Regions from separate parts of the Homo sapiens genome. Here regions 2 and 3 are each linked to region 1. A link is a loop called in an ENCODE intact Hi-C map of the cell type or tissue named here. Cell type or tissue: Caco-2. All regions are shown on one strand. Each heading gives the region's core, and the rest is flanking DNA. Links, peaks and the distances in the headings are about the cores only.

Evidence for each region. Peaks named below come from ENCODE experiments on the same cell type or tissue, not always from the same donor. Only the 100,000 strongest peaks of a DNase experiment are listed, where the experiment ranks them.
Region 2: a loop joins it to region 1, with 5 times the contacts of the local background. A loop is called at or near these places in 2 of 110 quality-filtered maps.
Region 3: it touches region 1 in a loop (5-fold over the local background); 15 of 110 quality-filtered maps call a loop at or near these places.

What each region holds. Positions count from the first base shown.
Region 1 is chr5:56,353,355-56,364,144 of GRCh38, reverse strand. No RefSeq gene overlaps it. Among named protein-coding and RNA genes, the nearest start is that of LINC01948, 120 kb to the left of the region's middle. RefSeq lists a cis regulatory region at 5,064-5,077 and an enhancer at 4,999-5,143. In Caco-2, for the core only: no CTCF peak of the experiment used is centred there; DNase peaks (open chromatin) are centred at 4,854, 5,244, 5,904 and 6,524.
Region 2 is chr5:56,502,505-56,513,294 of GRCh38, reverse strand. It overlaps C5orf67 (chromosome 5 putative open reading frame 67), which reads left to right. Exons shown (of 6, transcript NR_161255.1): 6 at 1,559-2,013. It also overlaps the pseudogene RPL26P19. Among named protein-coding and RNA genes, the nearest start is that of LINC01948, 26 kb to the right of the region's middle. In Caco-2, for the core only: no CTCF peak of the experiment used is centred there; DNase peaks (open chromatin) are centred at 5,794 and 6,534.
Region 3 is chr5:56,469,874-56,480,663 of GRCh38, reverse strand. All of the region lies in intron 1 of LINC01948 (long intergenic non-protein coding RNA 1948), which reads left to right. Among named protein-coding and RNA genes, the nearest start is that of LINC01948, 6.5 kb to the left of the region's middle. RefSeq lists an enhancer at 327-496. In Caco-2, for the core only: no CTCF peak of the experiment used is centred there; a DNase peak (open chromatin) is centred at 3,983.

The DNA of each region.
Region 1 (10,790 bases), core at 2,234-7,233:
TGCTAATAAAGGCATACCAGAGACTGGGTAATTTATAAAGAAAGAGGTTTAATGGACTCACATGGCTAGGGAAGCTTCACAATCATGACAGAGGATGAAGGAAGAGCAAAGGGACATTTTACAAGGCAGCAGAAATGACAGAGTTTGTGCAGGGGAGCTCCAATTTATAAAACCATGAGATCTCATGAGACTTATTCACTACCATGATAACAGTATGGGGGAAACTGCCCCCATGATTCAGTTATCTCCAGCTGGCCTGGCCCTTGACACACGGGTATTATTACAATTCAGAGTGAGATCTGGGTGGGGACATAACAAAACCATATCACATTGCAATCATGTTTCTCACTTGAGAAAACCTAGATGGTAGGGGCAGTGATCAAGATCAGAATATAGGAGGTTCAGAATATTACTTTTTAATTTATTGTGTTTAACATTCCCAAATGAAAATCAGGTAGAAGTCTCTGTTAGGCAGTTAGCAACAAGACCATGGAGCTTTGGAAATAGCAAATATAGATTTAAAGGTTGCCAGCATAAAGATAGTAGTTGAAATCAAAGAGAAACTTTAAAGTGAGAATATATAGAGCAGGATTTCTTAACCTTGGTGCTGTTGACACTTGGGGATGGATGATTCTTTGTGTGTGTGCAGGGAGGAGGGGGGTGCTGTCTTGTACATTCTAGGATGTTTAGCAGTACCATGGCCTCTACCCAACATAGGTGCCAACAGCACCTTTTAGTTGAGACAACCAAGAATGTCTCCAGATAGTCCCAAACTTCCCCTGGGGGGCAAAATCGTCTTTCCTTGAGAACCGCAGGTATAGAGTGAAAATGGTAGAGAGGGAAACTTGGGCAAATCACACACACACACTGAGCCTCAGTTTCTGAATCCATTAATTGCAAATAATTCTAGAAATAGCACAGATAATAAGCAGTGTGGGGAAGGACTCCTTATTCAACAAATGGTGCTGGGATAACTGGCTAGCCACATGCAGAATAATGAAACTGGACCCCTTCCTTATACCATATAAAAAAGTCAACTGAAGATGGATTAAAGACTTGAATGTAAAACCCAAAACTATAAAAACCCTAGAAGACAATCTAGGCAATACCATCTTGGACATGGGAACAGGCAAAGATTTCATGATGAAGATGCCAAAATCAATCACAACAAAAGCAAAAATTGACAAATGGCATCTAATTAACTTAAGAGCTTCTGCATAGCAAAATAAACTATCAACAGAGTAAACAGAAAACCTACAGAGCAGAGAAAATTTTTGCAAACTATGTATCAGACAAAGGTCTAATATCCAACATCTATAAGGAACTTAAACAAATTTGCAAGAGAAAAACAAACAAAAAAAACATTAAAAAGTGGGCAAAGGACATGAACAGACACTTTTCTAAAGAAGACGGGCTGGGTGCCGTGACTCACACCTGTAATCCCAGCAGTTTGGGAGGCTGAGGCAGGGAGATCACTTGAGGTCAGGAGTTCAAGACCAGCCTGGCCAACATGATGAAACCCCATCTTTACTAAAAATACAAAAATTATCCAGGTGTGATGGTACACGCCTGTAGTCTCGGCTCCCCAGGAGCCTGAGGCACAAAAATCCCTTGAACCCAGGAGGCAGAGGTTGCAGAGAGCCAAGATCCCACCACTGCACCCCAGTGTGGGTGACAGAATGAAACTCTGCCTCAAAAAAAAATAAATAAACATGAAAGTTAACAAAATAAAGACATACATGTGACCAAATATCATATTTAAAAAAAGCTCAATATCACTGATCATTAGAGAAATGCAAATCAAAACCACAATGAGATATCATCTCACACCAGTCAGAATGGCTATTAAAGAGTCAAAAAATGGCCGGGCACAGTGGCTCCCGCCTGTAATCCCAGCACTTTGGGAGGCCGAGCACCTCAGGCGGATCACCTGAGGTCAGGAGTTCAAGACCAGCCTGGCCAACATGGTGAAACCCCATCTCTACTAAAAATACAAAAAAAAAATAGCCAGGCATGGTGGTGGGCACCTGTAATCCCAGCTACTTGGTAGGCTGAGGCAGGAGAATTGCTTGAGCCCAGGAGGCAGAGGTTGCAGTGAGCCAAGACTGCGCCAATGCACTCCATCCTGAGAAACAAGAATAAAACTCTGTCTCAAAAATGAATAAGTAAATAAATAGTCCAAAAATAACAGATGCTGGCCAGGTTGTGGAGAAAAAAGAACCCAAAAGAACACTGTTGGGGGGAGTGTAAATTAGTTCAGTCATCGTGGAAAGCAATGTAGCAATTCCTCAAAGAGCTGAAAACAGAACTACCTTTCAACCCAGCAATCCCATTACTGGGTATATACCCAGAGGAATATAAGTCATTCAACCATAAAGACGCATGCACTTGTATGTTCATTGCAGCTCTATTCACAATAGTGAAGACATGGAATCAACCTAAATGCTCATCAATGACAGATTGGATTTAAAGACTGTGGTACATATACACCATGGAATATTATGCAATCATAAAAAAATGAGATAATGTCTTTTGTGGGAACCTGGATGGAGCTGGAAGCCATTATCCTTATCAACTAATGCAGGAACAGAAAACCAAATACCGCATGTTCTCACTTGTAAGTAGTTGCTGAATAATGAGAACTCATGGACACAAAGAAGGAAACAACAGACACTGGGACCTACTTGAGGGTGGAGGATGGGAGGAAGGAGAGGGGCAGAAAAAATAACTATTGGGTACTAGCCTTTGTAGCTGGGTGATAAAATAATCTGTACAACAAACCCCCATGACACAAGCTTATTTACATTACAAACCTTCACATGTACCATCAAACCTAAAATAAAAGTTAAATAGAAAATGTGATATATATACACAATGGAATACTGTTCAGCCACAAAAAAAATGTAATTCTGTCATTTGCAGCAACACAGAGGACATGATGTTAAATAAAATAAGAGAAGCACAGAATGATAAATACCACATGTTCTCATGCATGAGAGAGCTAAGAAAAAGTAGAGTACAATCGTGGGTATTAGAGGCGGGGAAGGGTGGCGGGGCAGGGAGGATGGGGAGATGCTGATTAACAATTACGGAATTACCGTTGGATAAGAGGAATGAGTTCAGGCGTTCTGCAGCATCACAGGGGGGATGTGGTTAACCAGAATTTATTGTACATTTTCAAAAAGCTAGAAGAGAGGATTTTTAATGTTCACAACACAAAGAAATGATCCAAGTTTGAGGTGATGGATGTGCTAATTCCCCTGAATTATTATACATGGTATACACATATGGAAATACTACTCTGCATCCCATAAATATGTACAATTATTACGTGTCAACTAAAAATTAAAGAAAAAAGTGGAAACAACTCAAATGTCTATCAACTGATGAAAGGATAGATAAAATGTGTTATATCCACACTATTATTGGGTAATATGATAAAGGACTGATGCATGCTACTATATGGATGAAATTTGAAAACATTATCCTAAGCAAAAGACAGACCCAAAAGACCACAGCTGTATGATTCCATCTATATAAAAAGTCCACAATAGGCAAATATATAGAAACAGAAAGTAGATTAGCGGTTGCCTAGAAAGGGCTGAGGGTTGGACAGGCATCGGGAATGACTGTTAATGGAAAGGGCTTTTCTTTTGGGGGTGATGTAAATGTTCTGGAATTAGATTGTAGTTGTGGTTACACCACAAATATACTAAAAACCATGGAACTGTACACTTTAAATTGGTGACTTTTATGGTATGTGAATTATATCTCAATTAAAATGTTTTTAAAAGTTGAAAATATAAAAGAAATAGCACAGATATCGTTGTGAAAGGCATTCTGAAGCAGTCAAGTGCTAAGCAAATGGTACTCATCACTGCTAGCCAAAGTTTAAAAATTTATGTATGAAACTGGTGAAATGGTGGGATTTTTGAGATCCCTTCTAATTATTGGTGTAATACAAAACGTATTCATCCATCTCCACTGATGTCAGCAGTCACTCCTCACATCACAGGCAAATTCTCAATTTCCCAGATGACAAAGCCAAAAATCCCATGCAGTTTTATAGGAGGATCCTCTGGCTGTTTTATGAAGTACAAGTCCCACTCGCATTCTGATTTCTCTGTTCTTTCTGCTCCTTCTTTAGCCCCAAAGGGAGAAAACTGATGTTAATGACAAACAACACATTCATGGCTATTCATGAATCTTGGTTGTTACAATCACGTGAGACTTGAGGTATCATGTATTTTGGAGTTACTTGGAAACATTTTTTAAAAAGCAAACAAAAGCAAAGTCTGAACCCGGGGTCCTGTTTTCAGCAGCAGTAAATAATTCCCTGTATTCTCTATTATCTCTTTTGGACTGGGCCCTTTACTCATATAGTCTAACTGTATCTCAAAGGAGGTGCCTAAGCATCGAAGGATTCCTGTAAATCAAGTGAACTTGCTTTAGAAAATGGCATAATCTCTATCTAGAAACTATTCCTCACAGCCCTTTAGGGAATAATCCATTCATGAAACTGAAATATTGTTGGGCTTACTTTATATCTGTTGCTCCTCTTGGCTGTATCTGAGAGTTGGCTCTTGTTCTTGCTCTCTCTTTCTCTCTCTCTCTCTCGCTCTCTCTCCTCTCTCTCCCTCTTTCTCTCCTCTCTATTTTTCTCCCTCCTCTTCCCAACCAAATGATCTTGAGAAGCAAAGATTTATTGCCTGGAATCGAGAGCCACTGCTCACTCAGCCAACAAAATCTGGTCTCCAGTTAAGGCTAAGGGCAACTGGCTGTGAGTGCCTCAACCTGCTGAACCTGCAAAAGTCCCCACCTCCCACACTACGGCCTGCTCATGGAAAATTCCTGGACACAGAAGGGTCAGCCCACGGACAAGGAGTCAGCCAACCATGCTCCCCTGGGCACAAGGACCTTGGCGCCTTTCCAACCACTATCATTAAAAGTGGGGGCTTTTATGTTAGTTTTTCTTAAGTTCACGTTTCGGGCAACTCTTTATTATGATGGTGATTATTTTTTCTCCAAGGCCAGGCCTCCACCCTCACAACTTTGGTGGAATGTGTTAATAATTTGCTCTAGGGAGATGAAAGCCTCTTTGATACAAGTAGAATAAACACATGGAACGCTGCTCAAAGGTCTAATTTTCACAATAGGAGTGTGGTTTTTTGGACTGAGAGTCGAATGGGGAGAGCAGTCTCATTCCTGAGTCACTTTCCACCCTGCTGTCTCTCCTCTGCCTCTGCAGCTCCTCCTCACTTGCCCCGCTGAGGGCAATGCCTGCCACTCCTCTGGGTCGCTCCAGACAGCTGGTGGCCAAGAAAGGCTGTCACTCACCATCGTGGTGAACACTGAAGTCCTGAAACAGACCTGAAGGGCATTTTCCTTCTGGATGATGTTGCTTTGTTTGGGCTGAGGATCTTTTCTAGATGCCAGGCAAAGACTTGCTTGGTGAAACCAGAACATATTAGAGCAGAAAAGACATCTTTGAATCCAACCTCTTCCTTTTACAGATGAGGTTCCAGAAGCCCAGGGAGGCTATGTAACTTCTCTAAAGTCAATAGGTTTTCTAAATCGCAGCACAACCTGTTCTCAAGCACCTGTGCTGCCATATTCTCCTGGTCCCCAAGGATTGACAGAAGCAAAACTCGGAAATGAAAGAAACCCATTTTCAGAATTGTTTTAATTTTCTTTCTGCACCACTCTCATTTTGGGGTGCCTCTCCCTACCAGACTCCATTCTTAGTCCCCTTTGCACTTGAGGCTTGTTCAAGTTTCATTTTAATATTCATTCATTGATACATTTGGTTACTTCAGAAGAATTGGTTTGGGGGCAACTCATGGTCTGGTTTGGTAGAAGAGGCCCAGTTAGGGTGTCCAAAGGTCAAGGTCCAGGGCCTGTCTATTAAGACTTGACCTCTGAAGCTGCTTCTCCCTCCCTCTGCGCTACCTGCTCTACTCAATTTCTGGAATGGTAGAGACATAAGTAAACAATAGATACTAAAGCCATTACTTTTGTAAGTGGATGATAAAGAGTCCTACATATTTAGAATGGTATAGTTTTCATCTAATAATTCTATGGATTTGTAAACAATGGATAAATATTCCTATTTATGGTGGCTATTCTATTAACATAGACTCATGCTTACTTACTCCTACTTTAAACTTCTTTCATGCAACATAAATTAAAGGGCTTTATTTGCATTATCATAATTTTCTCTGTATACATTTGCAAGATTCTTTTTTTGTGAGGTACTCAAATCTTCACATTCAGCCATGTGATCTAAAGATCATTCCATCATTTATTTTGCAAAACTTGAAACATGACAGTAGGGTTCTTTTCATCCAAATTGTGTAGCTTTGATCTTCATTATATCAGCAGTCAAAATACATAGATTTTTTTCTATCATCAAAGTCATAAAACATGTTTTGGCCCAGACACCTCAAGAGATGGAGATTGGTTCCTAGGTCACATTCCTCCTTTGTAACAATTTATCTGAGTAGCCCCAGGCCACATTCCTCAGACTCCTCCTCCTCAGCTCCTCTTCTCATCCCCCTGCCTCCACTCAGTACATACAGTCCTTTCTAGAACACACAGTTCAAAGATTACTTGAGAAAAGTCCTTCTTATTGGTGAATTGTCTAATTCCTTCAGGTTTCATTTCATCTCAAAGATAGTATTTAATTTGTGTTTCTAAACTGATACTCTTTCCAAGATTGAAATGTCCTTGAGAAAAACTAGCAGTATTTTTAATCCACTGGGAATTAGTGGCATCTTGCCCCTTAATACTTGGCAGTTACAACAGTTTGAAACTTCTCCCGGAAACTTCTTACTGAAATAGAGCTCCTTGGTCATTTATGTTCAACGAATTATTAATATTCTTAGATTCTACTGTAAAACCATACTCTGGCTGCATGTCCTTTGGGAGGAAGCTTCCTTCCCCAGTTATCCCCACAGAGAGATGACCCACAACATGCTCTTCTGGGAAGGCACCATCCAGTCTGCATTTGGATGTCTAAAAAGAACACCCAAAAGAGAGATGGGTGACCTCTTTTAGCTGCAGGATCTCCATTCAGGTTCTGGGGAAACCAGTCTTCTTTTTTTTTCTTTTTTTCTTTTTTTTTTTTTTGTATGTCATCCCTACCTCTAACCATCTGCTCCAGTTTGATGAGCATCAAACTGTGAATTAGCATGTGACTAGTTAGTGCTTTTCCACAGAAACAGAGAAATCACACTGACCTCCAAGGAGGCTGTGTGAATTTATTCTTGCTTTGTATCTTACTGAAAAGGATCAAAGCATTCTGTAAAATGTTAACACGGCTCAGCGTTTGAGATTTACAACTGTTTACCCAGCACTGTTGCTGCCACTGCTAATACGTCTTGTCACTTGCCCAAGTCTTGCCCTTGTCTTGCTTTCCTCTGACCACATACAATATGGGAACATAAATATGATTTCTCTAATAATGGTTCCTTTGTGTTTATATAATTGCTTTTCACTCAGAGATGCTTAAGTGTATAAACTTGCAAAGCCAGGGGCTCAGTTACACCAGTATCACATTCCTGCTGGCTTCTGGAGCGTAGTATCACAGGCTTGTAAACTCATTGATAACAGAATATATTTTCCACATGTGGCATTGCAGGAGTTAAGTGATTGGTCTGAGACCAGGAAGGTAGTAAAATGTGGCAGAATTCAACCTGTTTCACAACAGGCTCTGTCTGTGAAGTTACCTCTGGATGTCATCCCCTGTTAAGCACTAGATAAAATGGTTGTTGATACTATTAATTGATAACTGACTGGGACTTTCCACTACAAGGAAATGGCAAAACAATAAGCATTCCAATGAGCTGTGTGAGCTGTATTTTCTCCTGAGTCAAATCAACTCCAGGGTTATCCCTTTGAAACAAAGTGCCTTCATCCATTCAATATGCATTTATTAAATGTCTATTTGTCATTCTGCAGGGACTTATATGTGGCAAAACAAAATTACCTCCGTGTAAGAAACCGGTTTTGTCACTGGAAAGAGAAGATATACATACATGTAAATAATAAGTAATAGTTCAGGCAGTACACAATTAAATGCCAGAAGTAATGATTCACTTAATGAGTGTTGTAGGGTTCCCAAGAAAGGGAAATGAATGGGAGCTGAGAAGGTCTGGGAAGATTCATGGAAGAGGGAACTAGGATCTGGGATTTAAAGAATGATCAAGGCCTGCACAGTGGGCTGGGGAACAAGATGGGCATGCTAGCCAGGAAGCGCTACTGTACATGGCATGTCTTTAAAAGAGGTTAACAAATATGGAAAACTTAGGTTGACAAAGGTAAAAGAAACCTGTAAAGCTGAGAATCAAAAGCAAAACCTTTTGCCTTGGTAATAGGAAAAGCTAAAACTGTCAGTGTTTGTCTGGAAACACTGGGGCTCTGAGAGTCCAGACATTTTTCTAAATGCATTTTGGTGTATTTCTACTTTTTCCCAGGTGAGTGATTTGGCCAAACCAAGTGAAGAGCGTTAGTGGTATTTGCTGTCTCTTTGCTGGATTGCATATATTTTAAATTGATTATCCAATTTGAAATTTGTAAAACATTCCCAGAGAGAAGCCTTATTAACGTACTGGAAAACCTTTGATAAAGAGAAGGTAGTGTCTAATGACACTTTTCTTTATCAAAAACTTTATACCTAGAGATGGATAAAAATAAGACAGGTGGTAGAGAGAAGTGCTTCAGGATATTAGATAAGAAAATTGATACTTAACCAACTGAAATAAAGATAACTATACTAGAAAATATTAGAATATACCTCCATGGATCTTGAAGCAGAGAGGAAGAAGGGGAGATGCTGGCTTGCAGTAGGGCCCTGAGAAGATGAGGTGATGAAGGTTTCTCCTGTACCCTACACTACTGGCTCTGAGCCACATCGACATAGAACCTAGAGAACAGAAAGCCCAAAAATTGAACTTCAGAGATACCAGAAAGTTCTCTAAAAGTGTCATCTTCAAAAGAAGCTTGAAAATGGCATGGTAGAATGGAAAAAAACATGCATAGGCTTTGGAACTATTAATACATGACCCTGATTCTTGGCTTAAATACTTACTTCATCTGTGAGCCTCAGTTCCCTCATCTTTAAAATGGGGATAATGTTAGTATGGTTGTTGCAAAGACTGAATATGATCGTGTAAAGCATTTAGTAGAGAATGCTGAGTACTTAACATAGAGTAAGCTTAGTAGATGCTCGCTGCAAGTAATGATGGAGATGGTGATGGTGGTAGAGAGTGTGCCTTACGGTCCTTTTGCAAATCACATTTTGGGGGGTGGGCGTCTGTGTTCGGAAAGCACTGGTTAAGGTCCTCTGGTTTGACTCTGCCATGAGGAACCAGTGAGAAGTGAGATATTTAATGCTAAAATGTCTGATATAATTGCCAAATACATTTATACTTTGGGATGTTTTCTACAATTTCATTTTAGTGGGACTCATGTGTGACTGAGTATGTTCCCAGTGAAACTATATTTTATTCCTTTCCCCACCACACCTACCACATCTCACACACACACATAAACACACACTTAGCCATTCATGAAACAAGAAGCAAATGAAGCAAAATCCACTCATGCTACAGTCCATAAGCACAGCTAGATAGAATGTAAGATGTGGCTTCTTTTCCTATAACTAATCTGACAAGATAACTCATTTCTGTTGCACACCTTTAAAAATTTAACATTTAGCCCTATCTGATTTCGGACCTAGCCTTAACTTGTCATGTAAACCGTGCCTTTGAGTCACAGTTACTCCTGGGCACAAATTCTCAGCCTTCTAGAAGGCTTCCTCCTTCCTTTCCTGTTCCCACCACTCTCCCTCCCCATCTGTTTTTCCCCCTAAAGTGGTGAATGGAAAAGAGGGAGAGGAGAAGGTGGTTGTAGCTTAAGGTTTCCATGACCTCCTGGAGGTGCAGGGGGAGTCCTCTAGCTGCTGGAATCTCTGGCACAGGGATCCTTGCCCACCTGGGGAACTGTGGTGCTGGTGAACTGGTGATCTAGTCTCTCCCTCAGGCTGGCCAGGGCCTGGTGGAGATCCAGAGATGCATGAGTACTACTCTACTCTAGATAGGGTGAAACCTATTACTTACCCTTCCGCCATGAAGCCGTAGCCTTACTGTCCTGAGAAGCATGAGGCTTCTCTACTCTATGGGGAGAACCAATAGGGTCTTCAGTCTTGGTCTTTGGCTTCTTTTTTTTTTCTTTTTTTTTGAGATGGAGTCTCGCTTTGTCACCCAGGCTGGAGTGCAGTGGCGCGATCTCAGCTCACTGCAAGCTCCCAGGTTCACACCATTCTCCTGCCTCAGCCTCCTGAGTAGCTGGGACTACAGGCGCCTGCCACCACGCCCAGCTAATTTTTTTTTTTTGTATCTTTAGTAGAGACGGGGTTTCACCGTGTTAGCCAGGATGGATCACGATCTCCTGACCTCGTGATCCACCCGCCTCGGCCTCCCAAAGTGCTGGGATTACAGGCGTGAGCCACTGCGCCCGGCCGGCCTTTGGTTTCTTGAAGGAGAGATTTAAATTTGTTCTTGAAAATCCTCTCTCAGAACAATAGCCTAATAAATAGGCCCTATATTGAACACAAGAAGCTGAATGTTACCAGGGCTTTTACAATTGACAAATTCTAATTTTTTTTGTCCAACCCCTCCCATCTCCCCACTCCCCCAGCTCCACTCACATACAGACATATATACATACACCGCTTGAGCCTGCCTAAGTCCAAAGGCAGAAGGTAACAAAGTCTGAAAGCAAGAAAATAG
Region 2 (10,790 bases), core at 2,844-7,843, 150 kb before region 1:
GTGTCTGTGTGTGTGTGCATGCATGCACACATGATATGGAAAAGAGAATCCAAGCAGGTGGGGTGGATGACGAGGCTGGATGAGAGCTCCTCTTGATGCCTGTGCTCTGATTACACCAACCAATCTTAACATAGAAGAGTTTTTCTTTAAGAACCTTCTTGGATGCAAACAAAGCCAAGAGCCACAGCAGAAGATTATCGGCTGTCCCTCACCAGCAGCTTGAGCTGCAATCACTCCTAAGTATCACTTAGGACTGAAGATAGTTTTTGAACTAACCTAGTTGTAGGTAGTTGTTCTTTTTAGAATGCTATAATTTCACACGAGTTGTCTCATATCATCCCATTTTACTGATGATGATTTGAAGGGAGAATCACTTGCCAAAGATCGCCCAGATAATAGCTAGAGAAAGCTATTGAATCAGTTTTCTTTCTACCATATTGCACAATCCCTTTCCTTCTTGGAGGAGTGAAGCTGTCACCTAATTTCTTCCCCCTAGTTTTGTTTTCACTTTCACCCTCTTTCTGGAGGCCACATTGACACCTAGAAAGGTGGAGAATGTGATGCAGAGAGCTGCATGGCGTGAAAGAGAAAGGTGGAGGAGCAGCAGGGCCCTGGGACTGGATGGCTGTTATGGGTGGAGGCCCTGGATGCTGGCCTTCTATATCCCATAACCAGCCAAGTGACCCATTTTTTTCCAGCTCTGCCCACACAGCATTCACTGTTAATCCTGAGTGGCCATTGGCTGACTGCAGGAGCGGAGCTGCCAAATGCCCTGTGCAGCAGTGACCTTGACACAGCATAGGAAAAGCACTCAACTCTTGGCTCTGCATAGGCCTTTACCCCGGCGCAGCTTAGCACTGCCCTTCCCTAGGGACAGAAGTGACCACACAATGCAGAAGAGTGATGATGGATTTCCCAGAACTCCAGGCTCATTCTCTTTCCCTCTGACTCCAGGTCAAAACCTATACCCATTACCATGTTCATGCCATTGTTTCTGATTCTTCAGACTTAATATCTGTCATATATATATATATATATATATATATATATATATATATATTTTTTTTTTTTTTTTTTTTTTTTTTTTTTTAAATTACACATGGTTCAGTCCTGAGCACCGTGCATCTTTTGGGCAATCAAGGAGCTTGCCTTCGTGCAAATAAGCTTGGAAAATGAAGCTGGGTGGATGTGTGGAAATATTCTAGGTGCAAACAGGGCTTGTTTACATACATTTTGCCCTAGAAAAACATCTGTTGGAAAAGCAATGGCTTGGAGCTGTAACATATAAATATACTTTCTCTAACTCTGTTGATTATGTTCAGCATAATGTTAGTATCTTTTAATTAAGCAGTCTTATTTATTACATTATTATATGTTATCTTATTTTTAAATAATCTCATCTGTTTATCTTGTCTACTTAGCTAAACTGTAAACTCCTTTGGGGGTATTAAAAAAGTCTTTCTTTCTCTTGTGTTTCTCAATAATCCATGACATAACAATATAGACAATTGTCATTCTTTTTGACCACTCATCATCTGAAACTTCTTCCTCTCTTTAGGAAATCCTCTTATGAGATAGAGCTCAGCTCCTCCTGTAGAAGCTGAAATTCCAGACACTGGACTTCCCAGTCTCCCTTGCCACTAGATATGGACACGTGATCAAGATTCCACCAATCAGATGGTCTTTGAATCTGCTAGTGACAAAAAGAAAGGAACATGCCAAATCCATTCTGGCAGATTTAAGACACAATGGCAGCTACATCCAGTTCCCAGAGGCAGCAGGGCCAGTGGTTCTAGCATCGGCATCCAAGAACACTTGCTGATGGTGCAGATGGTGTGAGCTGCAGTGTCCAGGTGCAGTATGGCTGCTATGGTGTCCTCAATGAATGAATCCTGCAGTGGAATTTACAGTGTTGTTCCTGGCTGCACAGTCTTCAAGCCTTTTTCTCTGGATACTCTAGGAATTCTTTGAGTTTCCCAGTGTCCTTTCAATAAATTCTTCTTCCTAAATTAAGTAGAGCCTATTTCTGTGGCTTGCAACAAAGCATCCCAAAAGATACAATATTAAATTACTAATTAAGAACTTCTGACACTTCTCCTCGTCTTTATGAAATTTCAGAAGCCCCTCCCCCCAAAGAATATGTATGCAAATAGGGAGGCAGAAACGGACAGAGACTATTTAGGGAACAAGGAATAGGAGAGTTTTGTTGAAGCAGAAAGTTCATATAGAAGAATAATGGGAAATGAGGCTTCCAAACTAGATTGTAGATATTGTGGAGGACCTTAAAAAGCCAGACTAAAGAATTTGGGGTTAGCCTACAGGATTGGGGAAATGTGTGCAAAATTAGAGAATTTGGAGTTGTGGCTACGATCAGTCACTTCAGAGTGTCTTCAGCACAATATTCCCCCCAAATGATGGGTAGAACCTGCATATACAGAATATTAACATGGAATAAAGGATTGGAAGTCTTATATGTTTGGGAAATAGTGGCTTGATTGAGATTCAAACAATTTCTCTATCCTGATAAACAAAGTGAATTTCCTAGAAGACGCATTCAGCAGGCAACACTTCTCTAACTTATTGGACCTTGGGATTTATACTCTTTCAGCACGTGGGCCCAAGAGGCCCAAGAAGCCATCCTGGGAAAGGCTGTTTTTTCCTTGGTGACTGCTGGTTAAGAGAGCAAAAGGGATGCAGAATGAGCAAGGGGGGCAGGGAAAGGTTCAGAACTTGAAGAGGCCTTAAAAGAGTAGATGCGCTGAGACACAGGCAGTTAGGAGAAGGGGAAACTGGAGGAAAGAAGTTGGAAGGAAAGAAGACAAGTTACCCAAGACCCTCTAAATTTTACAGATAATCAGCCTGGTTTCCAGCTCCTGGCTTAATTTTAACAATTCAGCCTAATGCTTTGTCAGCCTCATGTGAGTATGTCAGATACCTAGGGAATCTCTCAGAGACACTCTTGGGGCATGAAAAATGTAAATAATAGACCAGGCCTCTGCCTTGAGCCACGAGGCAGCTTCCAGGAAATAAAGGCAAGGGGACAAAGTTAGACTAGTCGCAACCTGTGCCATCAAGCAAACTTTCTTACACCCTGGTCACTCCCCAAAGCTACCTGAAGGTTCCATGAAATACTTCCACAAACTGCCTGCTATTGCCAAGGTTTGCAGGATCTAGGCATATTTGAACAAAGTTAAAATGACGATTGCAAAGACCCCAACAGTTAGGAAAGCTTTTTGTTGTAAGAAACAGAATACTTGACTAACCGAGGCTTATACCCTAAGGACATTTCTTATTCGCAAAACAAAAAGTCCAGAAGTGAGAGGTCCTGGGGTTGGTCTAAACACTTTCTAACATTTACATCTGCCATTCTTAGCATCTTGGCGTTTGGTCTGCACACCTATCTCCTCATGACTGCAATATGGCTGCTGAAACTCCAGGCATGATGACCCAATTCAAGGCACAAAGAAAAGAAAAGAAAAGAAGAGTGATTTCAGCACCTCTCCTTCTTTTATGTCTGTCCCTTTTATCTGGAAAATAAAATCCTTCTCTAAAGTATCTCAGTAGACGTCTCTTCATGTTTCCTTGGCCTTTTAGTACATGAGTACTCCTGGCACCAGGGTGTTTAGAAACACTGGGGTTTTTGTTTTAATCTATAATGGAAGACAAGCAAGGGAGCAGGGGAGTAGAAATGGCTGCCTCATGAGCCAAATAATAACAGTCACTATGAAGGCTATGTAGAAAACAACTATAACAAAAAAGCCCATGATAAGCCACTAAGTAAATAAAAAGCAGGATTAAACCATTGTATATGCACTATGGTTACAATCAAGCAATAGTACAGATGAATGAAAGGAAAAGACTAGAAAAAATTAGTTTAAAAAACACATAAAATTTTACCCTTCTAAAAATGTTGATGGAAAGAGGCCAGAGGCCCCATGCAGGGGAATTAATCCTGATTTCATGATCAATCCAATGGCTTACTTGGGTGAACTTTGAGTAAGTCAGCCCAAATGCAGAGCATGTGAGCTGCAGGAATACAACTGCAAGAGCTGATCATTGCTGCCTGTGGCTGCTTCCTGACCTCATGCTGAGCCCCTCTTTTGGCTTTTATGTAACTGTTCCCATGCACTGTATGACCTCAAGGTGAACACCCGGTCATAGGGACTGTCTCAGGGGTGTGCAGTGGTCAGCTTCAATACAGGAAGAAGTCTGACAAGTCTCTGAGCATTATTTTTTTATTAGTCTAATAGTACAAAACTTGGAAACACAAATAGATTGGACCAGAGAACCAGACAAGGGGTGCCAACCTTTTCTCAGTTAGCAAAATATGTGAGGAAAAAAAAAAAAAAAGAAAAATGCATATTACCCATGGTAGTAATTTGTCAATATACTATTTTAACTGGTCACTTTTTTGGGATTTATTTTGGATGGCCAAAGTTATCCTTAAGAAATAACTGGATAGTAGCCTGGACAATTCAAGGCCCAGTGGTGCCCGGATACTTAAAAAGAAAGGGCAGAGTGTCAGAGAATCTCAAAAGGGAAGTGACCTTTCGCCCAGCGCCATGCCCTTGCCCTGAAATCCTGCTTGGAGCAGGACCCAGGACTGAACACACTTCCAGATGTAGCTGACCTGCTAAGACAAGTGTGGGACCAAGACACTAAACGATGCATTAGAGGACATCTAATTTCAGAAAGTCTTTAGACAAGGACTTCTAGCACATTATTATGGCTTAACTGGATGGCATCCCAATTCAGGAGAGAAAGTTCTTCAAGTTAGGAGATCAGGGTCACATTCTGATGTTGCCAACTGTATGACCTGAACATGGCTGAATCTCAGTTTCATTAACCAACCACATAGAGGATGTGTAATGCACACCTCACAGGCTGGTCTTAAGTATGAAGTTTGATTGCTGAGAAGAGTGAGAAGAGGATGATTACTACCTCAGTTTACTTATCTGTAAAATGAGGATAATAATGTTATAATACTTAGATTAGAAGGTTGCTATGAGGACATGAGTTAATACGTGAAAAGTGCTTAGAATAGGGAAAGAATGTAAGTAGCCAGGATGTAAATACATAGAATGTAAGTATTCAGAAATGTTAGCTGTCATTCTTCTTCCTTTATTTCTATCATCATGTATTAACTTATGACTATTTTTTCTTAAGCAGTAAACAAGTTTATCTAACAATCTTTCCTATTATTCCCTCCAAATCTCCTTAAAATCTAAAACCCAACTTTCAAAACAACATTTTTTTTCTATTTAGTTGTTTAGGTTTACATTGGTCTAGTAGCAGACTGCTTGATCCTTATAAACCCATTTGTTAAGTCTTTCTCAGAACATACATTTGGAAAACTATTAAATGGAAACATAAACCTTTTTCCCCCACTGCAACTATACATCTACTTTTTCATAATTACTCAAACCTGGAATTAGGTATCCAGTTTCAATAGTCTAGTATATTTAAATCCTGAGGACAGATTTTGATCCGTCCTGTATAAACACTAGCACCTGCTGGTTATAACTACACCCCCTGTGGACTCTCCAGAACTACCTCTGTAAGTGAATCACTGAAAGGGTACTCTACTGCCCTTGTGTCTCTGTTACGCCTGTGTTTCTAACCAGTCTTTATATATTACTGAGTTTTCTTTTATCTTCACTTTTTTTGTTTGTGATTTAGTCAAGACCAAAGGTCACTATCTCTATTCCAGGTATCAGAAAATAAGTGACAGAAAGTGGAGGCCTTAAGTGACTCACCCAAGGTGCCATGTGTTGGTTCAGTAGTGGAGTTTGGACTCAAGCTGATCCTAGGGGTGGGTCCTCTGAAGTATACCAGTCAATCAGAAGGGACTCCTCTGTGAGTTTTGTTCTTTAAGTTTTAGGAAGTAAGGGCCAGGCATGCTGGCTCAAGCCTGTAATCCCAGTACTTTGGGAGGCTGAGGGAGGTGGATCACGAGGTCAGGAGTTCGAGACCAGCCTGACCAACATGGTGAAACCCAGTCTCTACTAAAAGTACAAAAAAAAAAAAATTAACCAGGCATGGTGGTGTGTGCCTGTAATCCCAGCTACTCAGGAGGCTGAGGCAGGAGAATTGCTTGAACCTGGGAGGTGGAGGTTGCCGTGAGCCGAGATCACGCCATTGCACTCCAGCCTGGGCGACAGAGTGAGACTCCGTCTAAAAAAAAAAAAATTTAGGAAGTAAGGCTACAGTCTGGGTTGGAGCTGGTCCAAGGAAAGGGTCAAACTCTGTCTTGAAACAGGAGGTCACAGGAGCTGTGTACAAGTGACACAGGCCATTCACACTTGGCTCACAGTGTAACACTACAGACTTTCAGAAGTGTAGAAGAGCTGTTTGGATAAAAATCTTGGAAGGAATGACACATAATGTATTAGAAGATTCCTCAGTATTTGACATATGTGAGTTTCATCTGCAATGATTTGGCAACCGCCATTAATTTTCTTTCCCATCAGTAAATGGTAACCTCATAGGGATGGCATTTTTCTTTGCTGCTCCTTGGAAGGGCCAAGGTCACATTCCAGAGAAGGATGCTTGCCTTGCAAAGCATGCCATTCTTGAGGCACGATAAAGAGAGAGTTAATATTTGAAGACATTGTCAACTTCATTGACAACTAACAAACTTACCTAACTTTTATTGTTGCTGTAACTTGTCCCCTTTCCCAGAAAAGTGTGATAAGAAGAGGAGTAAGACTGCTCAGACTAATGAAGGAACAATGGTTTGATAGAATTCAGTTTAGTTTTTCACAACTACTGTTTGTATTCTGGGGCTGTGTGAGTTTTATATGGCATCTAGTGAGTGTCTATTTTTGAAATGCAGTGTGATTTATTCAAATTTTGGGCATTCTTTCTGCTCGACAATGCTGGGGGGTAAAGGATATGGTAAAAAGGAATCAGGAAGGATGTCACTTGTGGTTCCTTCTAGTTTTGCTCGCACTGCTTAAGTCAAGGAATCCTTGCTTAAGTCAAGGAATCCTTGACTTTTAGAGCCAAATGGAAGTTGAAGTGCTATAACCCAACTCACTCCATTCTTTATCCAGTTCAGAAACTAATTGCACCACAACCCTAACAGATAGCTCTACAACTCTGCTTGGTGTCTCTAGTGATAGGGAGATGAATATTACAAGTGACTATCAATTCAATTATTGGAACCATCCTACTGTAAAAAAAAAAGTTATTTTCTTTTTTTGACCCAAGTTGACTCTTTGCAATATCCCCCCATTAACTCTAGTACTGCCCCTAGAGTGAGAGAGAGCAGTATAGCAGAATGACAATGATCACAGCTCTGGAGCCAGATGGCCTGAGTTCAAATCCAAGTTCTTCCACTTCTTTGCTGGGCGCCTGTGCCTCATTGTCCCCACCAGAAAAATGTTAATTCTATTGGTGCCTACTTGATAGGGTGGTCATGAGGAAAAAATGGGTTTATATGTGTAAAGAACTTAAACAATGTATGGGACTTGGTAGGCACACAATTAATGCTAGCTATTGGCAACATTATTTCATCTCTTCATATACCTTTTTTTTTTTGAGACAGAGTCTTGCTCTGTCGCCAGGCTGGAGGCTGAAGTGCAGTGGCGCGATCTCAGTTCACTGCAATCTCTGCCTCCTGGGTTCAAGCAATTCTCCTGCCTCAGCCTCCCAAGTACCTGGGACTATAGGCACATGCCACCACACCCAGCTAATTTTTGTATTTTTAGTAGAGACAGGGTTTCACCATGTTGGCCAGGATGGTCTCAATTTCTTGACCTCATGATCCACCTGCCTCAGTCTCCCAAAGTCACATACCCTTTCTTTAAAAAAAAAAAAAATGCTATTTGAGGCACTGCACTGAATGTATTCTGAAGCTCTGTTCAGTGAATGCCATGATTGTTAAGTAATGTCTGCCACTGGTAGAAGATAAAATGATGTCACATATGTCACATACTTGCCATCTGTCATCCAATCCTGTTTTCTCATGACAGTTTTAAAAATATTAAATAAAATAGCAAAATTTCCTGTCTTAGCCTCTCATCCAGGCTAAAGCACCTAGTAGAAATACTGAAGTCTGTAAATTCTGGTTGATATCAAAAGATGACCCCTCAAGGCATCCTTGAAGTGGCCTTAAAATTAGAGCAAGAAAGAGCATTTTATTTTTTCATTTATTACCTTTTATTAGATACCTCTGGCTCTTCCCTTTTGCGGCTATCACCGAAGCAGGAGTGGCCAAAATGAAGTTTAATCCCTTTGTGACTTCCGACCGAAGCAAGAATCGCAAAAGGCATTTCAATGCACCTTCCCACATTCGAAGGAAGACTATGTCTTCCCCTCTTTCCAAAGAGCTGAGACAGAAGTACAACGTGTGATCCATGCCCATCCGAAAGGATGATGAAGTTCAGGTTGTACGTGGACACTATAAAGGTCAGCAAATTGGCAAAGTAGTCCAGGTTTACAGGAAGAAATATGTTATCTACATTGAACGGGTGCAGCGGGAAAAGGCTAATGGCACAACTGTCCACGTAGGCATTCACCCCAGCAAGGTGGTTATCACTAGGCTAAAACTGGACAAAGACTGTGAAAAGATCCTTGAACGGAAAGCCAAATCTTGCCAAGTAGGAAAGGAAAAGGGCAAATACAAGGAAGAAACAATTGAGAAGATGCAGGAATAAAGTAATCTTATATACAAGCTTCGATTAAAACTTGAAACAAAGAAAAAAAAATACCTGTGAATACCCAAGAGTGCCATAATTATTTGGAATCTCTCTAAAAACACTGATTTTTCACAACTTAATAATGAAATTAGTATTCTCCTACCACCCATTGCACACACATTGCTGTTGGTGTGTAGTGTGTTGCTGTGGAGAGAACATTAGATGGGGAGTTAGGGAGTGTTATGGCCCGAATTATGTCTCACCAAATTTCATATGTTGAGGCCCTAACCCCTAGTCAGACTCTATTTAGAGACAGGGTCTTTAAGGAGGTAATTAAGCTTGAATGAGGTGATAAGGATGGCACTGTTCTTCAAAAGAACTGAATTCCTTATCGAAGGGGAAGAAGCCTCATTAGGGCATGCATGCAGAGGAAAGACCAGGTGAGAACACAGCAATAAGGCGGGCATTTGCAAGCCAAGGAGAAAGCCTCACCAGAAACCAGCCCTGCCGACACCTTGATCTTGGACTTCTAGCCTCCACAACTATGTGAAAAGTAATCTCTTGTGTAAGCTGCCTACTCTGTGGTATTTTGCTGTGGCAGCCCTAGCAGACTAATAACAAGATGAGATCTAGAGCTCATTTTGCCACCAACAAAGTATGTGACCTTCAAGTATTCAAGCTTCCCAAATTTCAATACTGAAAAGTGTTTTAACCCTTGAGAATTAATATCATATGCTTCATCTGGGCTCCTGCCTTGAGGTGGGTGGTGTGCTTGGGATGGTGGGAAAATAAAAGTTTTGTAGCAGATTATCTTGTAGCCTCAATTGTGAATCCTGTGCAGCTCCTCCAGCCTAGAAACAGTCCAGGGGAAAAATATATCCTTGATCCTTGAATCCACAACTTCAGTCCTTTCCACATTAAACAAGCCATCTCACTTTCTTCCATGGAATTAGGAGATCTTGGCCTCATCACAAAAACTCTGCCTAGACTCCTCATTTTTCCTCTTGCCCCATACCAATCCCCAAAAGAATCTAATTTTCTAAAACAAGGAAAGAAGGATATGAAAGAGAAGCAAAGACAGATAACTTTTTCCTAAAGACCCTGATCTTAACTTGTTTAAAGTTTGTCCAAAAAGAATCTTGGGATCATGAGACATCCTTGGTTAAAAAGGGCCTCAGAGGTGTTCTGGTCCAACAACTCAGCTAATTTAACACCCCTAATGTTGACTGAGGCCTTATGGGTAATAGTCATAATTATTATGTATTTATACCCATTGGGGAGTCAAGAAGGATTTAGGGTAACTGGAATCACAATAACAATAGCTCCCAACTAGCATTCTGATGTTTTCTACAACATCTCAACCCAGCAGTCTAATAGTGCAAACATACATACCCAAGCATTAAATGCCCTTCCATATGTGGACCTGTCTGACTATAGTCAGAACCTCAGGACCCTCCCAAATCATATGCTTTCAGTCCTACTTTGAAAGCAAAGAAAATGAAGTCTAGAACAATGGAGTGATTGTCTTAGGTGTCACTGCTAGTGAGTGGCAGAGTTTGTGTTCAGATTCCCATCTCGTCCCCACTCTAGGGCTCCGTGGGACGCTCTAGTCTATAAGATCACCCAGCCTGTGATCATCCCTGGGTTGCATCTGAACATTCCCATCTGGTGTTTCAGGTTATGCCTTTGTAGCCATATTTAGGCAGCACGGACCAGCCACCTTGCTCAGAGCCACGCCAATTTGACTGTCTCACCAGGACAAATGGTGAAGAGTGGGTCTAGTTCATAGCCTTGGGCTCTGTTTTTGATACAGAAGATATTTTTATCTTCTTTTCCCTGATTTTTTTCCCAGTTTCAGGATACTAGAAAGCCCCTCCCCACCCTACCCCAATCTAGCAGTCTTTTCAATTAATAGGACTTGGTTGCTCCTAAGTCTAGTATTTAGATCTCTATTTTAATACACTCTTCACTTGTATAGTCTCATAAGCCACTCAAGTACCTCAAATTTTAGGATTACTCAGAAATTGTTTGACTTAACTAATTTATAAAAATATTTTCCCAAATAAACAAGAGTGATTTTCTTCCAAAATAAAAACAGACTTTACTTAGATGTCAACCAGAGTTTCTAGAACAGGATTAAAGTCAAAT
Region 3 (10,790 bases), core at 2,098-7,097, 120 kb before region 1:
TGCACAGTTACAGCCATTTCTATTTTTTGCAGTTGTAAAGGGAATATTCAGAAAGCAATTTATTGTGTGCGACAGGGACTTAAGGGAGCGTGTCTGCAGACCGTGTTCCCACCGGGGTTGGGGTTCGCAACCTTGAGTTTAGCTCGATGGGCTTTGGTGTGTGAGGTTTCTACCCGCCCATCGCCCAAGGCAGGCACGTCCTTAAACACCAGCTGCAAGTATCAGGAGGGCAAGTCCGTAGGTCTCTAGATCCAGTGGGTTGGCTTTTTGGTGTTTGTTTTGTTTTGTGATAGCCTTGATCTGCTTTGTGGACACTGAAAATTTGAAGGTCGAGGGAACACGAGTTAAAACAGGTCAAATGAGGGAGGTTCTGAGGAAGGCTGGTGGTTTGGGAAGAGCTGATGCTGATGGTGTTGAGTGTCTGTTTTGTTTTTGTTTTTCTGCTGCAGCAGCCGCAGGGCTGTGGAGGGGTTGGGGTTTCCTGGTGTTTGACTTATTGGATAGTCATTGCTTGGCATGGCTGGGTTTTTGGGCCTGTGACCTGTGCTCAGAAGCCGACGTGTGCTTAGTTGGATGCTCTACTGACACCATGTTGACATGCTTAATAATTTTTGAAAAGGACCCTGCATTTTCAGTTTGAACTGCACCCGGCAAATTATGTAGCCAGGGCTGTTAGTAGACTCTCAAATTCATTTGAATAAGCTTGAATAACGGTTTGAATCAGTTCCCATTTGAGATAAGGGCCTGTGGTTAGTCGATAAGCTGCTGAAGGTGATTCTCTTAGTTTTCAGAGTATCTACTGTGGCTGTGCTGACGGATTAGAGCACGTTCCACAAACTAAACCAGGCTGCCTGGCATCGTGGGCATCTGCAGGGAGCGGCACCAGCCCCCTGCCAGAACAGAAGAGTGCAGCCAGGCAAGATTAGCTTCGTTCCGCCTGCTGAGACATCATCCTTTAGAAAGCATAGAATGTGCAGCCCTCAAAAACCTAGTGATTTCCTTAATAAGATGCTTATTTGTGCAGTTATTGCTTCTCTTTTCTTTTCCACTCTGAAATGCCTGGCTTCCAGGGTTGAAAGTGGATTCATCCTACCAAAAATATTCTATCGTTTTTGGGCACTGTGTTAATACTTCCAGCACCTGCTAAGGACTGAATGTTTGCATCCTCCCAAGATTCAGATATTGAAAATCTAACCTTCAATGTGATGGAATTTAGAGGGGGGTCTTTGGAGAGTAATTAGGTTTAGATGATGGCATGAGGGTGGGGCTCCGTGATGAGATTAGTCTCTATAAGAAGAGAAAGCAAAACTAGAGCCTTTTCTCCCTTCACCTGCATGAGGACGCAGCAAGAAGGTAGCTATCTGCAAGCCAGGACCAAGGCCCTCATCGGGAACAGAATCTGCTGGCACCTTGCTCCTGGACTTCCCAGCCTGCAGAACTGGGAGAAATAAATGTCTGTTGTTGAAGCCATCCAGCCTACAATATATATTCTGTTATAGCAGCCTGAGCTGACTAAGACAACCCCTAAACAACTCTTGAGAAATTACTCTAAATCAGGGACTTTGCATTTCTCAGAGACAGGGGAAGGGAAGTTGGCAATAGTTCATAATAAATAAGGAAAATGCTATCTTTTTAGAAATAGTTTGTATAAGATACAGTTGTTTTGGTTTAATGCAAAAAATATTCCCTTCAAATGAGTATTTGTTTACTTGCTTACTCCTTCACTCATTAATTTATGGCTTCACTTTTCATTTACTCAACAACATTTATATAGGACAGGTAATAGAGGAGACTTTGTGACATTACAGTAAAAGAGAGAATTCCCTGCCCTGGAGAGGCTTTGGAATAGTGGAGATATAAAGAAATAAAGAATACAATGGAATGTTACACGTGCTAAAATAGCTACCTATCAGGATATTTTAGGGCCACAAAAGGGTTATTTGAATCACTTCCATTTGCTCATCATTAATGAATTCCCTAGGTTATTTTTTATAAGCCTTATTATTATTATTATTAAGGTTTTTTTGAGACAGAGTTTCACTCTGTGGAGCTGGAGTGCAGTGGTGTGATCTCGGGGCACTGTGACCTCCACCTTCTGGGTTCAAGCAATTCTCGTACTCAGCCTCCCAAGTAGGTGGGACTACAGGTGTGCACCACCATGCCCAACTAGTTTGTGTATTTTTAGTAAAGATGGGGTTTTGCCATATTGGCCAGGCTGGTCTCAAACTCCTAGCCTCAAGTGATCTACCCGCCTCGGCCTCCTAAAGTGCTGGGATTACAGGCATGAGCCAACGTGCCTGGCTGGACTATTAATATTATTTATAATGTTATCTATTAACAGATAATATAATAATGTAGTGTTAATATTAATAATATTCATTAATTTTAATAGTTATTAATTAAAATATTTAATTTTAATATGAATTAAAGTGCTATTTATTAATAACTATTAATAATGTATATTATTGCTAATAGCATTCATACAGCAATTGATGTGTTCAGACACTGTGCTAAGCAGTGTACAGGCATTTTCTCAGTTTACACTCATGATTAATTAGGTCCACTTGGAAACTCTATTGTATACAAGAAACTGAAACTGGGACATTAAATAAATTGCTCAAGGCCACACAGTACCTAGTGTAGAGTCAGGATTTTACCCAGCTGGTCTCTTCCAAAGTTTGCCCTCTCCAGGCTATACTGTTTCCAGCAACACAGCTACAGCACCATGTGAAATCAAGGTTTGTGCAAAGCGTCAGAAAAATGCCATCTACTATTTCACATGATCATTTCCCTTTTCACAAAGTACACTAAGACTGATACCTCCAAAAGAGAGGGGTTTGTTCCCTCCTCACTAGAAGCTTCATGTTTTTGCATCAACAGGTTGCGGATGCCAGTACCACAGATGGTTCTCAGAGGATGCAAGTAAATTTCTAGAATGTTGGGTAGATGGCAGAACAGAGTTCCATGGCTTCTCAAAGGAGGAGATTTTTATGGGCATGCCAGTGCTTCCAGGTAACTGGTAAAATCTATTCCGTGTGGAAGATTCTGTATCTCCATGTCTACTTCTTAGTAGGCAGATTTAGTCTGCCTACTAAGTCCTGCCACATCACAAGGCAGGAAGCCAGCATTTTTTTTTTTTTTTTTGAGATGGAGTCTTTCTCTGTCACCCAGGCTGGATTGCAGTGGCAAGATCTCTGCTCACCGCAACCTCCGCCTCCCGGGTTCAAGAGATTCTCCTGCCTCAGCCTCCCGAGTAGCTGGGACTACAGGCGCGTGCAACCACTCCTGGCTAATTTTTTGTATTTTTAGTAGAGCTGGGGTTTCACCTTTTTAGCCAGGATGGTCTCTATCCCCTGACCTCGTGATCCGCCCGCCTATTCCCAGGAACCCCTCTAGGCTGGTTGGCACTTGTGGCCCCAAGTAATAAAGATCACTTGAGTTTGAGCTTTTGGAGAATTTCCCTGAGTCTTAACACACTTACACACAAAGTTGCAATAAGAAGGGGATGGCAGAGGGTGGGTATGGGGGCAGGACAAAGCTCTTCAAGTAGCCGGGGATAAGGTCACAGAATATCAGAGTGAGTGCCAGAAATAGAATTCAGGTCTTCTGATGTGTTCTGTAGCACGTTCCCTTCTGCAAGGAGCAACCTCCTTGGAACCTGAAACAGGCTTGGCTTAGAGCAGAAGCAAAGCAAAACTGGCATTTTTCTTAAGGGAGTTTTTTTTTCTCCTTTTTTCTGCTTTGGAATCTAAAGATAGATAGATTCCTTGGCTGGGTGCTGAATGCTTTCATTAGGGAGAGGCCCTATGTGGCTAAATTCAGTTCCTTCCACCTTGAGATAGTCCCTTTGCTCTGACCTTGACCTGAATGTTTAGCAAAGCTGTGAAATGGAAAGCTAGTCTGGAAAAGACCAAGCAAAGAGAGAACGGAAAGAAAAGACTCATTCAGGGTGACACTGTGGGGCAAAAGGTGTCCGATTACCAGGCTTTCTATTGCTGCTTCGGCCCCAGGACACGGAAGAGCGACCTAGGTTGGCCTTCTAAAAAATCATCTTATTATTTGAGTAGAAAACACAAACAGTCATACCACTGGAATCTGATAAGGGTTTTCATACTATATGGCTAGTGAATATTAACCCTAGTTGTAGATAAAAGATGACAGATTTAGAGAGCTCAGAAACAAGGTAACATGTAAATAAAACCTCTACTTGTCTAACTTTTTGGAAACAATGTGGCAGCTTTCTGCTATCTGGCCTGGAATCACTAGGTCACCAAGGAAACTGTTTAGATAGATGCCTTTGCTCCTTTATTCATTCATTGTCAGTCAGTGAAAAACTGTGATACTTACTCTGTGCTGTGGACAAATAAGATACAAGCTCATCTGTCCTCGGGGAGCTTATGATATTGAAGGAAGATCAAAAGGAAAAAGTACATGAACTTGAGACTCAGACATGGCAGGGGCGGTATGAGGGACTGATCGGGCTGGGACCATAGGCAGCTGTCTGCCTGGGTTGCTTTGCTTTGGGGGAAAAGAGCTAGTGAAGGGGAGGTTTGTGCTTAGCACTCAGATGGAGCTCAGGGTGAGGGAGGGACAAAGAGGTCAAACTGGTGCAGGCTGGCAGAATATGCCACCCCAAAATATGCCACTTTGACATAGGGATTACGTCAAGTGAAAGACACTTGCAAAACAGCAGAGGCAAGATGAGCATTCTAATCTTCCCCTTTTCTTCCTGAAAACAGGAGATAAAAGCTGCCATGAAAAAGATTCCTTCCCTGTGCCAGGAGAAAAGAAACATTCTTTGATGGGGAGTCATAGCCAAGAGAATTTTGTACAAACAAACCTTGTTAAGATAATTCATATCTTCCTTCAGCTTCTACACATAATTAAGTTACTTTTCCATGATTGCCTCCCTTTGTTTGACCTAATATATGTAGGTTTTGCTATTTCTTTGGGTCTTTATTTTCTTTTTCTTTTTCTTTTTTTATTATACTCTAAGTTTTAGGGTACATGTGCACAACGTGCAGGTTTGTTACATATGTATACATGTGACATGTTGGTGTGCTGCACCCAGTAACTCGTCATTTAACATTAGGTATATCTCCAAATGCTATCCCTCCCCACTTCCCCTACCCGACAACAGGCCCCAGTGTGTGATGTCCCTCTTCCTGTGTCCATGTGTTCACATGCAGTATTTGGTTTTTTGGTCCTTGCTATAGTTTGCTGAGAATGATGGTTTCCAGCTTCAAAGACTTGGAACCAACCCAAATGTCCAACAATGATAGACTGGATGAAGAAAATGTGGCACATATACCCCGTGGAATACTATGCAGCCATAAAAATCATGAGTTCATGTCCTTTGTAGGGACATGGATGAAGCTGGGTCTTTATTTTCTTATGAGGGCTCTTGTATCATGCAAAACTGAGGGTAAATTTGCATGCTTTTGTCCTGTTCGTCTGTCAATTTAATTATCAGGCCTAGCTTGGACCCTAAGTGGGTGGAGGTAAAGCTTTGCCTCACCTCTGTGGCAGCTGTTCTCAAGGCCCTCCCCAAGGGTTAGGGATGCGTCCTATGGAGAGAGGGCTCTCCGGCTTCCAGGAGTGTGGATGGGATTCCTCCGCATTTCTGCTTAGGTCATGGGAGACATTGCCTCAGTGAGAGCTGCAAGAGAGCTGCTCCTGCATCACTAGGGTCACAGCCTAGGAAGGCCCTCACCTCCCTGTTATCCCCTGGGTGATGGCCCTCATGGCATGGGCCTCAGCATTGTTTGGGGGACTATGTCCAGAAAAGCCCACCTTTTCTAGAAGAGTGAGCCCATGAGAGATACATCTACAACTCCGGGGGCTTAAAGTTGAGAGTGGTGAAAGAGGTGCGTTTGATGGGTGGGCAACTTTTGGCACCATTATGGGCTAGAAATCTACCACCATGAGACACCCGGACATTACACAGTTTACCTAATGAGCCCAGTGATGCACAAGAGTTTTGAAAGTTGCCAATAGAAAGATTTTAATTCGAGAAAATTATAATGTGTGATATCTAGATGAGTTGTCATTTTGTTTACCAGTGATTGCTCAATGATTGACTTCTCTGCCTTGACTAGATGCTAAATCGCTCCCGTAACTGAACTCAACACAGACATACTCCCCTCCCACCCCATCACCCCTGTGCTTGGGCCTCAATTAAGTTGTGTTTGTATAAAAATTTAAAAATTGTATCACAGTGTTCCATGGTCAAGCATATTTGACCATGGAACGCTATTATTATGAAGCATCTACTAACATCACACTGAACACTGATGTTCAGTAGACACCATTTGAAAGTGTTAGCCTAGTATTTTACGTTATACCTAAACTATGACCAGGGAAAGGACTGTGCACTGTTTTTATGTACCAGAACCTCCGCTGAATAGAATACCAAATAGGTACTTACAAGTAACTTATTGAGGGATTAACTCTGAGAGTAATTAACTAGTGCAACTTCAAACCCCTTTACTTGGACAATGTCCCATATTCTTTCAGAAAATTATCATTTTAGTAGATGAAATTTAAGAGATACTTTCATTACATAAGAACCTGTCCTATGGGAGTAAAGAAAATGGTACAATCAAGTGTCCTAGATTCAATTATTAGTTTTCTGCCACACTCTGAGTCTGTGAGTAGGAGGAAGGTGACAAGAGCATGAACATGTGCACACGCGCACACACACACACACACGCACACACCAGTGAGTGTGTTGTTCATTGTGATTCTCCATCTTCAAAACTTACCTTAATAACGGCTGCTCTTGCATTACTCATAATAGCCAAAAGGTAGAAGCAACCGAAGTGTCTATCACTGGGTAGATGAATAAACAAAATGTGATATATACATACAATAGAATATTACTCAGCCTTAAAAAGGAAGGAAATTCTGACACATTCTACAGCATGGATGGACCTCGAGGACATTATAGTAAGTAATAAGCCAATTATAAAAAGACAGCTACCATACAATCTTGCTTACATAAGGTACCTAGAGTAGTCAAATTCTTAAGAGACGGAAAGTAGAATTGTGGTTTCCAGGTGCTGGGGGAAGAAAGAATTGTTTAATGGATAAAGAGCTTCAGTTTTTCTAGATGAAAAAGTCTTAGAGATTGTTGCTCAGAAATGTGACTACACATAACGCTACTGAACTATACACTTAAAAATGGTTAAGATGGCAAATTACATTATGTAAGTTTTACCACAGTTAAAAAACAAAATAATAAATAACATTGCTCGATAATGATCAATATACTGAAAATCAAGCTTTAGGCAAAATAACATTATTGTCACTCTAAAGAAATGTTTATGATCTTTATGTGGGAGGTGTAAATCTAGATTTTATTCCTGTTCTTGACTGTTAACTAATTATTCTGGGTTTATGGAAAGAGTCCTGGAGATTGGTTGCACAACCATGCCATGTACTCTATACTACTGAATTGTACACTTACACCTGATTAAGACGGGAAATTTTATGTGTATTTTACCACAATTAAAAGGAAAAAAGAAGACCTGCAGGCTCAGAAGTTTTACAATTTCTAAAGAGTCAGAGAGAGAAAAAGACGCCTAAATATATTTCACTTAAAATTTCTTCAATATTTATTATTTGGAATAAGTAGTGTAGTAATATTTTTAAAATTGCTGTCCTAATACATATCATATTCTTTGAGTTTCTTCTTTTTCTTTTTCTTTTTTTTTTTGAGACAGAGTCTCACTCTGTTGCCCAGGCTGGAGTGCAATGGTGCAATCTCAGCTCACTAAAACCTCCACCTCCTGGGTTCAAGCAATACTCCTGCCTCAGCCTCCCAAGTAGCTGGGGTTACAGGAATGCGCCAAAATGCCCAGCTAATTTTTTTTTTTTTTTTTTTTTTGAGACGGAGTCTCGCTCTGTCGCCCAAGTTGGAATGCAGTGGCGCAATCTCGACTCACTGCAAACTCTGCCTCCCAGGTTCACGCCATTCTCGTGCCTCAGCCTCCCTAGTAGCTAGGACTACAGGTGCCCACCACCACACCTGGCTAATTTTGTTTTTGTATTTTTAGTAGAGACTGGGTTTCACCGTGTTAGCCAGGATGGTCTCAATCTCCTGACCTCATGATCCGCCTTCCTCGGCCTCCCAAAGTGCTGGGATTACAGACGTGAGCCACCACGCCTGGCCTAATTTTTGTATTTTTAGTAGAGATGGGGTTTCACCATGTTGGCCAGGCTGGTCTCGAACTCCTGACCTCAAGCGACCCGTCCCCCTCGGCCTCTCAAAGTGCTGGGATTACAGGCATGAGCCACCGCGCCCAGGCTCTTTGAGTTTCTTCTAAGCTCTGGTGATAGCAATGTGTACTCTACATTGTTTCTGCATGCACTTTAGGAAGCCAAGCATACTCCCCTGACCCTGGCCTATATTACATGATAAAGCATATGTGCAGCTTCCATATTTTTCTTGGAAGGTTAATAGTGCTTTGTTTTCCTCCACCACTGTGGTAGGGGCTGCTGGTGCTCACAATACCCAAGGTCCCCTATTCTTGGGATCCCAATAGATTACACCTCTTAATCCCTGTGCACCAGGGTGGGCTGTAAGACTAGTTTCCATCAGAGTGGATGTGCCTCACCTGAGAGCAGTGGTGCCTTTTCCACGTGTGCTCTTTGCCTTACACTGGCCAAATGGAGAAGATTTCAAAAACTCAGAAGAGGATAGAGCCATAAGAAGGAATGAGCCTGGATTCCTAAATGACTGCATGGAATAGAACTTTGCAGTAGCTCTGTAAGGGAATGTGACCAGAATGAAAGATAAACTTTGCTGTGTTAAGTCACTGGAATTTGGGACTTGTTAAGCAGTTAGTCCGCTCTAACACAACCACCAAAGGTATTACAGAGACAGGATGTGTATTGATGTACCTGTGAGCTAAGGAAAGGTCAGATAGGCAAGGAGCATGGAAATTACAAGTTTCATGATTCCCAGGTGTAAGCGTTTTATGTTGCTCATTAATCATGTGGCAAATATGTTTAAATAAACATAGGCAATTCCTGTTCAACAAATATCTCAAGGGTAAGGGGTTTTGTTGAGGCTTGGACCAGAATGTTAATACCTCCTTTGGGCCCAGCACAGCAGATACAGGAGAAATCAAAGTGAAAGACTTATCAGAGGAAGATAAAACTGAAGCTCAAGTGGGGAGACTCAGGAGCTCCCAGTACAAGAGTCTCTTTCAGAGTTCTAATACCCCAAGTCTTAGAGATTTGAGACTTTTCTTTAAAAGCAATGATCTATGCTGGCACCAAAGAAAATGTAGGGTGGCTCACGCCTGTAATCCCAGCACTTTGGGAGGCCGAGGTGGGCGGACCACAGGGTCAGGAGTTCAAGACCAGCCTGGCCAATATGATGAAACCCCGGCTGTACTAAAAATACAAAAATTAGCCAGGCGTGGTGGTGTGTGCCTGTAGTCCCAGCTACTTGGAAGGCTGAGGCAGAAGAATTGCTTGAACCTGGGAGGTGGAGGTTGCAGTGAGCTGAGATCATGCCATTGCACTCCTGCCTGAGCAACAGAGGGGGACTCCATCTCAAAAATAAAATAAAATAAAATGTAAGACACCCTGACTCTTAGAAGTTCTTCAAATATTATCCATCGAGTCCCGACCCTCATCCCATCCCACCCTTGGTTCTCAGTTGTTCTTACCAACAATTTCTGTGTCAGAGACTGGAACTACGGACTAGCTCCCTCAACTCAGCAGTGCACAACAAATTTGGCCCTGTTGACTTTGAGGGAAGCCCTTGTTCTTGGCCCCAGTATGGACCTTTGGCCAATGGAACTATCAACCAGTTTGTTCTTTCTTGTATAGAATGACCTCTCAGCTTCACACCTATGGTTCTTTTTCAGCTCTGAAACTCTTGTGATCCCTTGTTTGGAGGTTAATAGAGTGCATTTTTATGACCCTTCAATGAGTTTGTATTCACTAGAAATGAAATCCTTATCATGTTCTCCAAGCCTCTGTGTGACCTGGCACTGCACCCCTATGACATCCTGGGCTGCTTCTCACCTTTCCTTATCACAGCTACCCTGGGTGTCAGTTCCTGAAAGATGCTACCTCTTTCTGAGGGCCTTTCAATGGCTGGTTCCTATGCTTGGAAATGTTCTTCTCTCAGCTCTCACCATGCTTAGCTCTTTGTCCTCCTGAAATCTCATCACAAAAGCCACCTCCACAGGGAAGCTTTCTCTGACACAGCCCCCTAACACAGGTCTCTGTATTGGTCACCTTGTGTGTCCTCACAGCCCACTCAGCCCACCTCTTGGCCAGCCATCGTAGCAACAAACTTTGTCTGGGTGACAGTACCTGGCAACCCCTGGCCTCAGCTGTACCTGGCTTCTTTCAGTTTCTGGCCCAGGATTTCTCTGGTATTGCGATGGGAGCTTTGCACGCACAGCCTAGGAACGGGAGGAAATGAACAACTCGTGACCATTGGGAGGTGGTGGACCCGTGTTTATCTCTTCCTTCTATGGGTTGGACAGTTCTGAGGTGCATTCTCCTCTACTCTTTGGTGTCCCGGCAGAATTGTTCCCATGGCACACAGCAGTGACCAACTTGAGAATGCACCCTAGTTTCAGCTTTTCCTCTTTCTTTTTTTTTTCCCCCAGTCCCCACTGCTCTTCCCTGTGATCACTTCCCAAAAGAAACCACCTATGTGCAATTCTTTGCCAAGCTTTCCACAGAGAACTTATGCTAAGAGAGTCCTCCTTCCTTATTTAATATATCAGGATCTTTGTCTTTCTCATAGCACTTACTACAGC